2 separate regions of the Homo sapiens genome follow, and region 1 is linked to region 2. A link is a contact called in ENCODE POLR2A ChIA-PET data. All regions are on one chromosome and are shown on one strand. The core of a region is the stretch at or near the end of the contact, and the rest is flanking DNA. Distances in the headings are between cores, read along the strand shown.

Evidence for each region. ChIA-PET counts read pairs that join two places held with the same protein, here RNA polymerase II (POLR2A).
Region 1: POLR2A ChIA-PET joins it to region 2 with 11 read pairs in GM10248. The contact joins the promoter of ANKLE1 here to the enhancer-like site in region 2. POLR2A ChIA-PET finds 5 or more read pairs at or near these places in 2 of 52 experiments (GM10248 and activated B cell).

Annotation. Positions count from the first base shown.
Region 1 is chr19:17,280,451-17,283,599 of GRCh38, forward strand. It overlaps ANKLE1 (ankyrin repeat and LEM domain containing 1), which reads left to right and starts at 1,451. Exons shown (of 9, transcript NM_152363.6): 1 at 1,451-1,532; 2 at 1,607-1,759; 3 at 2,206-2,311; 4 at 2,414-2,552; 5 at 2,775-3,149. The coding sequence starts at 1,471. RefSeq lists silencers at 1,313-1,362, 1,373-1,462.
Region 2 is chr19:16,148,662-16,152,124 of GRCh38, forward strand. It overlaps HSH2D (hematopoietic SH2 domain containing), which reads left to right. Exons shown (of 6, transcript NM_001382417.1): 2 at 63-214. The coding sequence starts at 90. Among named protein-coding and RNA genes, the nearest start is that of HSH2D, 6.7 kb to the left of the region's middle. Within about 2 kb of position 1,315, at least 3 of the 41 ENCODE cell types and tissues checked have a DNase peak (open chromatin) inside an H3K27ac peak, as active enhancers do.

The DNA.
Region 1 (3,149 bases), core at 201-2,700, 1.1 Mb after region 2:
GGAGGCCGAGGTGGGCGGATCACAAGGTCAGGAGTTCGAGACCAGCCTGACCAACATGGTGAAACCCCGTCTTTACTAAAAATAAAAAATTAGGCGTGATGGTGCATGCCTGTAATCCCAGCTACTGGGGAGGCTGAGGCAGGAGAAGCTGTTGAACCCTGGAGGAGGAGGTTGCAGTGAGCTGAGATCACACCACTGCACTCCAGCCTGGGCAACAAGAGCAAAACTCCGTCTCAAAAATAAATAAATAAATAAAACAAAGACAAGGTCTCCGCCTGTAATCCTAGCACTTTGGGAGGCCGAGGCGGGCGGATCACCTGAGATCAGGAGCTCAAGACCAGCCTGGACAACATGGTGAAACCCCATCTCTACTAAAAATACAAAAATTAGCCGAGAGTGGTGGCACATGCCTGTAATCCCAGCTACTTGGGAGGCCGAGGCAGAATAGCTTGAACCTGGGAGGCAAATGTTGCAGTGAGCCCAGATTGCGCCACTGCACTCCAGCCTGGGCGACAGGGTAAGATCCGGCTCAAAAAAAAAAAAAAAAAAAAAAAAAAAAATAGGGCCTCACTCCGTTGCCCAGGCTGGTCTCAAACTCCTGCACTCACTAAAAGAAAAGAAAAGCAACAACAAACTAGTAGGCTCAAACGATCTTCTCTCCTCAGCCTCCCAAAGCACTGTGCTTAAAGGCGTGAGCTGGGCCCTCGGCCTGGGGGTTGGAAATTGAAGCCTCTATTTTATGTATTTATTTATTTTCTGAGACAGAGTTTTGCTCTGTTGCCCAGGCTGGAGTGCAGTGGTGTGATCATGGCTCACTGCATCCTCGAACTTCCGGGCTCAAGAGATTCTACCAACTCAGCCTCCCAAGTAGCTGGGACCACAGGTGCAAGCCACCCACGCCCGGCTAGTTTTTTGTATTTTTTTGTAGGGACTGGGTTTATCCAAGTTGCCCAGGCTGGTCTCGAACCCCAGAGCTCAAGCAACCCTCCTGCCTGGGCCTCCCGAAGTGCTGGGATTACAGGTGTGAGCCACCGTGCCCGGCCTAAGCCTCTCATAAGGCCGTGCTCCCTGCCAGAGGCCACCCTTGAAGAAGATTCCCTGAGACTTAATGACCTGGGGCACCCCGGACTTTCTTAATCGTAGCTCCACCCACTCGAGCCGGGTGCCTTCGCGTTTCCCGTTTTTAAATGAGATAGTGGCACACCCGGTGGCATCCTCCCACCCGGGCTCTTATCGGCGGTCCCAGACCCTGCTTGAGCGCCTCCGGGTGTCAAGGGCCCCTGAGGACACTAAAGCTCTCGAACCCCGATGTGGACCCCCGTGCGGCGCGGGGCAGCCTGGCTGGGAACCCTGCTCGGCCCTGGAGAGGGGCCCCCCGAGCCGAGGGGAGGAGCGGCGCATGCCCACAAGCCCCCCGCGGGAAGTAGGAAATCGACCGACCAGGCGGTGCGCTTCGGACCCAGCCAGGGCATGTGCTCGGAGGCCCGCCTGGCTCGCAGGTTGCGGGATGCGCTGCGGGAGGAGGAGCCGTGGTGAGGGCGGGGCCGGGGGCGGGCCAGGAGTGGGGGTCTTTGGCCGGGGTCCACTCTGACCGCGGTGTTTGCAGGGCAGTAGAGGAGCTGCTGCGCTGCGGCGCGGACCCTAATTTGGTGCTAGAGGACGGCGCAGCGGCTGTGCACTTGGCGGCCGGAGCCCGGCACCCGCGCGGCCTGCGTTGCCTCGGGGCCCTACTGCGCCAAGGCGGGGACCCCAACGCTCGGTAAGATAGAGCCTGGGTCCGGGGCGGGGTCTCCCCAAGCCGAAGTCTGGGAATCCGGGAAGGGGCGCCCCATCATCCCGGGCCAGGCCTCGGGGCTCGAGGGTGGGGTTTAGGGGATCTTGGGGAGGGAACTTGGGGGTCCAAGGGCAGGGGCTAGGGCTCGAGGGAGGCGCTGGGGTCCCAGACCGAGGGCGTGGAATGGGGCTGCGCTAGGACCAAAGTGGGGATCAAGGGTTCGGATATTGGAGTGGAGGCACCAGGGTCAGACGGCAGAGGTTTGGGTCCTGGCCTGAGGTCATAGCATCTAGGTTCCAAGGGCAGTGTACCAGGGTGGACGGCGGAGATCCGGGAGGCCGAGAACGAAGGCTCCAGGTCCCCAGAGCGGAGATCGGGGTTCCTGCCGGGAGGCTGAGTCCGCAATGACCCCTCTTGCGCTGCCGCCCCAGATCTGTCGAGGCACTGACGCCGCTGCATGTGGCCGCCGCGTGGGGCTGCCGCCGCGGCCTGGAGCTGCTGCTGAGCCAAGGAGCGGACCCGGCGCTGCGCGACCAGGTTGGGAGGCACTGCGCGGGCAAAGAAAGGCTGGGTGAGCCCAGAGGGAGGGAAGGAAGGTAAGAGGGCCTCGGGCGCCCCCTGCTGACCGCGCCCCTGTAGGACGGACTCCGGCCGCTGGACCTGGCCCTGCAGCAGGGACACCTGGAGTGCGCGCGAGTCCTGCAGGATCTCGACACGCGGACCAGGACCCGGACCCGGATCGGGGCAGAGACTCAGGAGCCCGAGCCTGCACCTGGCAGTGAGTAGGGCCTGCAGGGCTGCTGGGGCTTGACTTCTGGACCAGTCCCTGACATCCAGGGTCTTCCCCACCCCACCCATTGGTTCTGACCGTCTCACATCCACTATTTGTGGCCAGCTCTTTCGGCCTCAGACACTCTGATCTCCTTTTTCTGTTTGATCCTATTCTCATCGCTGTCTCATCCCTCCTCCTCTCCTCTCTGGCCCCCACTCTCACCTGCAGCCCCAGGCCTCTCTGGACCTACCGATGAGACGCTGGACTCCATAGCACTCCAAAAGCAGCCATGCAGAGGTGACAACAGGGACATTGGCTTGGAGGCTGACCCAGGACCCCCCAGCCTCCCTGTTCCCCTTGAAACTGTGGACAAACATGGGAGCTCGGCGTCCCCTCCAGGGCACTGGGATTACAGCTCAGACGCCTCTTTCGTCACAGCGGTTGAGGTCTCTGGAGCTGAGGACCCAGCCTCGGACACTCCCCCCTGGGCTGGGTCATTGCCACCGACCAGGCAGGGACTTCTGCATGTTGTCCATGCCAACCAGAGGGTACCTAGGTCTCAGGGCACGGAGGCAGAACTGAATGCCCGTCTGCAGGCCCTGA
Region 2 (3,463 bases), core at 65-2,564:
ATAGAGCAAAGATAAGAGGTGCATCAAGCTTGATTCTTGTCTTCCCTCCCTTCTCTACCCAGGTGACCTTCCCTCCACCCCAGGAAGCTATGACAGAGGCCGGGAAGCTGCCCCTACCGCTACCCCCACGGCTGGACTGGTTTGTGCACACCCAGATGGGCCAGCTGGCCCAAGACGGGGTCCCCGAGTGGTTCCATGGTGCAATCTCAAGAGAGTGAGGACACACCCACACCCTCCACCCTGCCCTCCCCACCCTGTCCTTGTCTGTCCCTACCCTGGGCAGCTTTTAACTGCAGAATTCTGGACTTGGCTCAGCTCAGTGTGGCAAGAGGCTAAAATGAGCTCCAGGCTCCCAGGCTTGAATCCTGCCACCTCTTTGGGCTCACTGTGTGACCTGGGGCAAGTTACTTGCTCTCTCTGAGCCTCAGCTTTCTCTATACAAGTGGCCAACAGACCAGCACTGCCAGGGACCTGGCAGCACCCCACACCTCGCCCAGGCCAAGCATTACCAATCAACGATGGCAGCATGCAGCCTCAGAATCTTTCTCTCTTTCTTTTTGAGACAGGGTCTCACTCTGTCACCCAGGCTGGAGTGCAGTGGTGCAATCTTGGCTCACTGCAACCTCTGCCTCCCGGACTCAAGTGATTCTTCCGCCTCAACTTGCTAAGTAGCTGGGATTACAGGCACATGCCACCAAGCCTGACTAATTTTTGTGTTTATAGTAGAGATAGGGTTTCACCATGTTGGCCAGGCTGGTCTCAAACTCCTGGCCTCAAGTGATTCACCCGCCTCGGCCTCCCGAAGTGCTGGGATTACAGGCGTGAGCCACCGCACCCGGCCAGAATCTTTCTGAACACAGTACTCCAAGCAGCTGCTCTCAACCCATCAGGATACAACCAATGTGCCCTTTCTTTTTTTTTCTTTTTCTATTTTTTTTTTTTGAGACAGAGTTCCGCTCCTGTTGCCCAGGCTGGTGTGTAGTGGCGCGATCTCGGCTCACTGCAGCCTCTATCTCCTGGGTTCAAGCAATCCTCCTGCCTCATGAGTAGCTGGGACTACAGGCATGCACCACCGCACCCGGCTAATATTTGTATTTTTAGTAGAGACGAGGTTTCACCATGTTGGCCAGGCTAGTCTCAAACTCCTGACCTCAAGTGATCTGCCGGCCTCGGCCTCCCAAAGTGCTGGGATTACAGGCATGAGCCACCGTGCCTGGCCCCAATGTGCCCTTTCTACCTCAGACTGTGAGCTCTGAGGATGTGGGCCCGGCTCTAACTAAATGGAGGAAAAAATATTTATGGCCACTCTCTGCATGCAGGAAATTGAGAAAATTCTGTGAAGGCCACAGAGAGGAAGTAGTATTGGTCATGGTTTCTGAGCTCTGGGGCCTTGCTGAATAACAGAAATATAACATGAGTTGCACATTGCAATTTAAAAAAATTTTAGTAGTTATATTAAAAGAAGCAGCTGGCTGCACTGGCACTTACCTTTAATCCCAGCTACTTGGAATGCTGAGGCGGGAGGATCGCTTGAGCCCAGGAGTTCAAGGCTGGCCTGGACAACATAGTGAGACTCCATCTCTAAAAGGAATTTTAGGCTGGGTGCAGTGGCTCATGCTTGTAATCCCAGCACTTTGGGAGGCCGAGGCTGGCAGACCACCTGAGGTCAGGAGTTTGAGACCAGCCTGGACAACATGGTGAAACCTTGTGTCTACTGAAAATACAAAATTAGCCAGGCGTGGTGGCGCATGCCTGTAATCCCAGCTACTCGAGAGGCTGAGGCAGCAGAATCACTTGAACCCAGGAGGCGGAGATTGCAGTGAGCTGAGGTCGTGCCACTGCACTCCAGGCTGAGCAACAAGAGTAAAACTCCGTCTCAAAAAAAAAAAAATTAACTGGGCACGGTGGCACGTGCCTGTAATCCCAGCTACTCGGGTGGCTGAGGCAGGAGACTTGCTGGAACCCTGCAGGCAGAGATCATGCCACTGCACTCCAGCCTGGGTGACAGAGCAAGATTCCAGCTCAAAAAAAAAAAAAAATTAAAAAAATTAGCCAGGCGTGTGGAACATGCCTGTGGTTCTGGCTACTCAGGAGGCTGAGGTGGGAGGATCTCTTGAGCCCAGGAATTCAAGGTTTCAGTGAGTTATGATTGCATCTCTGCACTCCAGCCTGAGTGATAGAGTAAGACCCTGTCTCAAAAACAAAAAACAATTCATGAAACAGCATATGTTCCTTTTTTGTGTTGTTTTGGAAATCAGTACAAAAGGCCAGTGGCCTCTGTATTGAACAGTGCAGGACCAAAGTCTCCCCAGCTTGTCCCACAGAAGGCGGCCTTCCTCTCTGTGAACTCCAGATAATAATGGTAATAATATAGAAAATAGACTGATTTCGGTGGCTCACGCCTGTAATCCCAGCACTTTGGGAGGCCGAGGCGGGCGGATCACCAGAGGTCAGGAGCTCGAGACCAGCCTGGCAAACATGGTGAAACCCCGTCTCTACTAAAAATACAAAAAATTAGCTGGGCGTGGTTGCGGGTACCTGTAATCCCAGTTACTTGGGAGGCTGAGGCAGGAGAATAGCTTGAACCTGGGAGGCAGAGGTTGCAGTGAGCCAAGATTGCATCATTGCACTCCAGCCTGGGCAACAAAAGCAAAACTCCAACTCAAAAAAAAAAAAAAAAAGAGAGAGAGAGAGAATAATAGTAATAATAACAGCAAACATTTTGGGAGCACTTACCAGGTAGCAGCTGTCATGCTTATGTTGCAAGTTCTTTCTGTTCTCACAGCAGCCTTGGAAGTGGAGTTTACTCTCCCCTTGAGGAAGCTGAAGGTCAGAAAGGGAGAGACGATTGCCTGAGGTCACACAGCTGATGGACAGTAGAGCTGGGTTATGAACTCGAATGCATCTGAGCATACAGGTCCTTCTTTGTTACTTGTGACACCTTGATCCACCCAAAGGTGCCTTAATCGGGGGATTCCAGGCATTGGGAAGGGGCTGTGGGAGATGGGAGGAGGTCTGGCCTGAGATCAAGGTCATCAGACGCCTCCTAGCTCCTCGGGGGGAACATCCCTAATCCCTGAATAGCCCAAGGTCTGCCACAGCTGAAAAAAAAAAAAAAAAAAAAAAAAGATGGGTTTGGGGTGTTTGTTCATTTAGAAAACAGGCCGGGCACAGTGGCTCACACCTGTAATCCCAGCACTTTGGGAGGCTGAGGCAGGCGGATCACTTGAGGACAGGGGTTTGAGACCAGCCTGGCCAACATGGTGAAACCCTGTCTCTACTAAAAAAAAAAAAAAAAAGTTGGGCATGGTGGCGGGCGCCTGTAATCCCCGCTACTCAGGAGGCTGAGGCAAGAGAATCACCTGAACCCAGGAGGTTGAGGCTGCAGTAAGCCAAGGTCACGCCATTGCACTCAGCCTGGGAGACAGAGCGAGACTCTGTCTCAACAAAAAAAAAAAAAAAA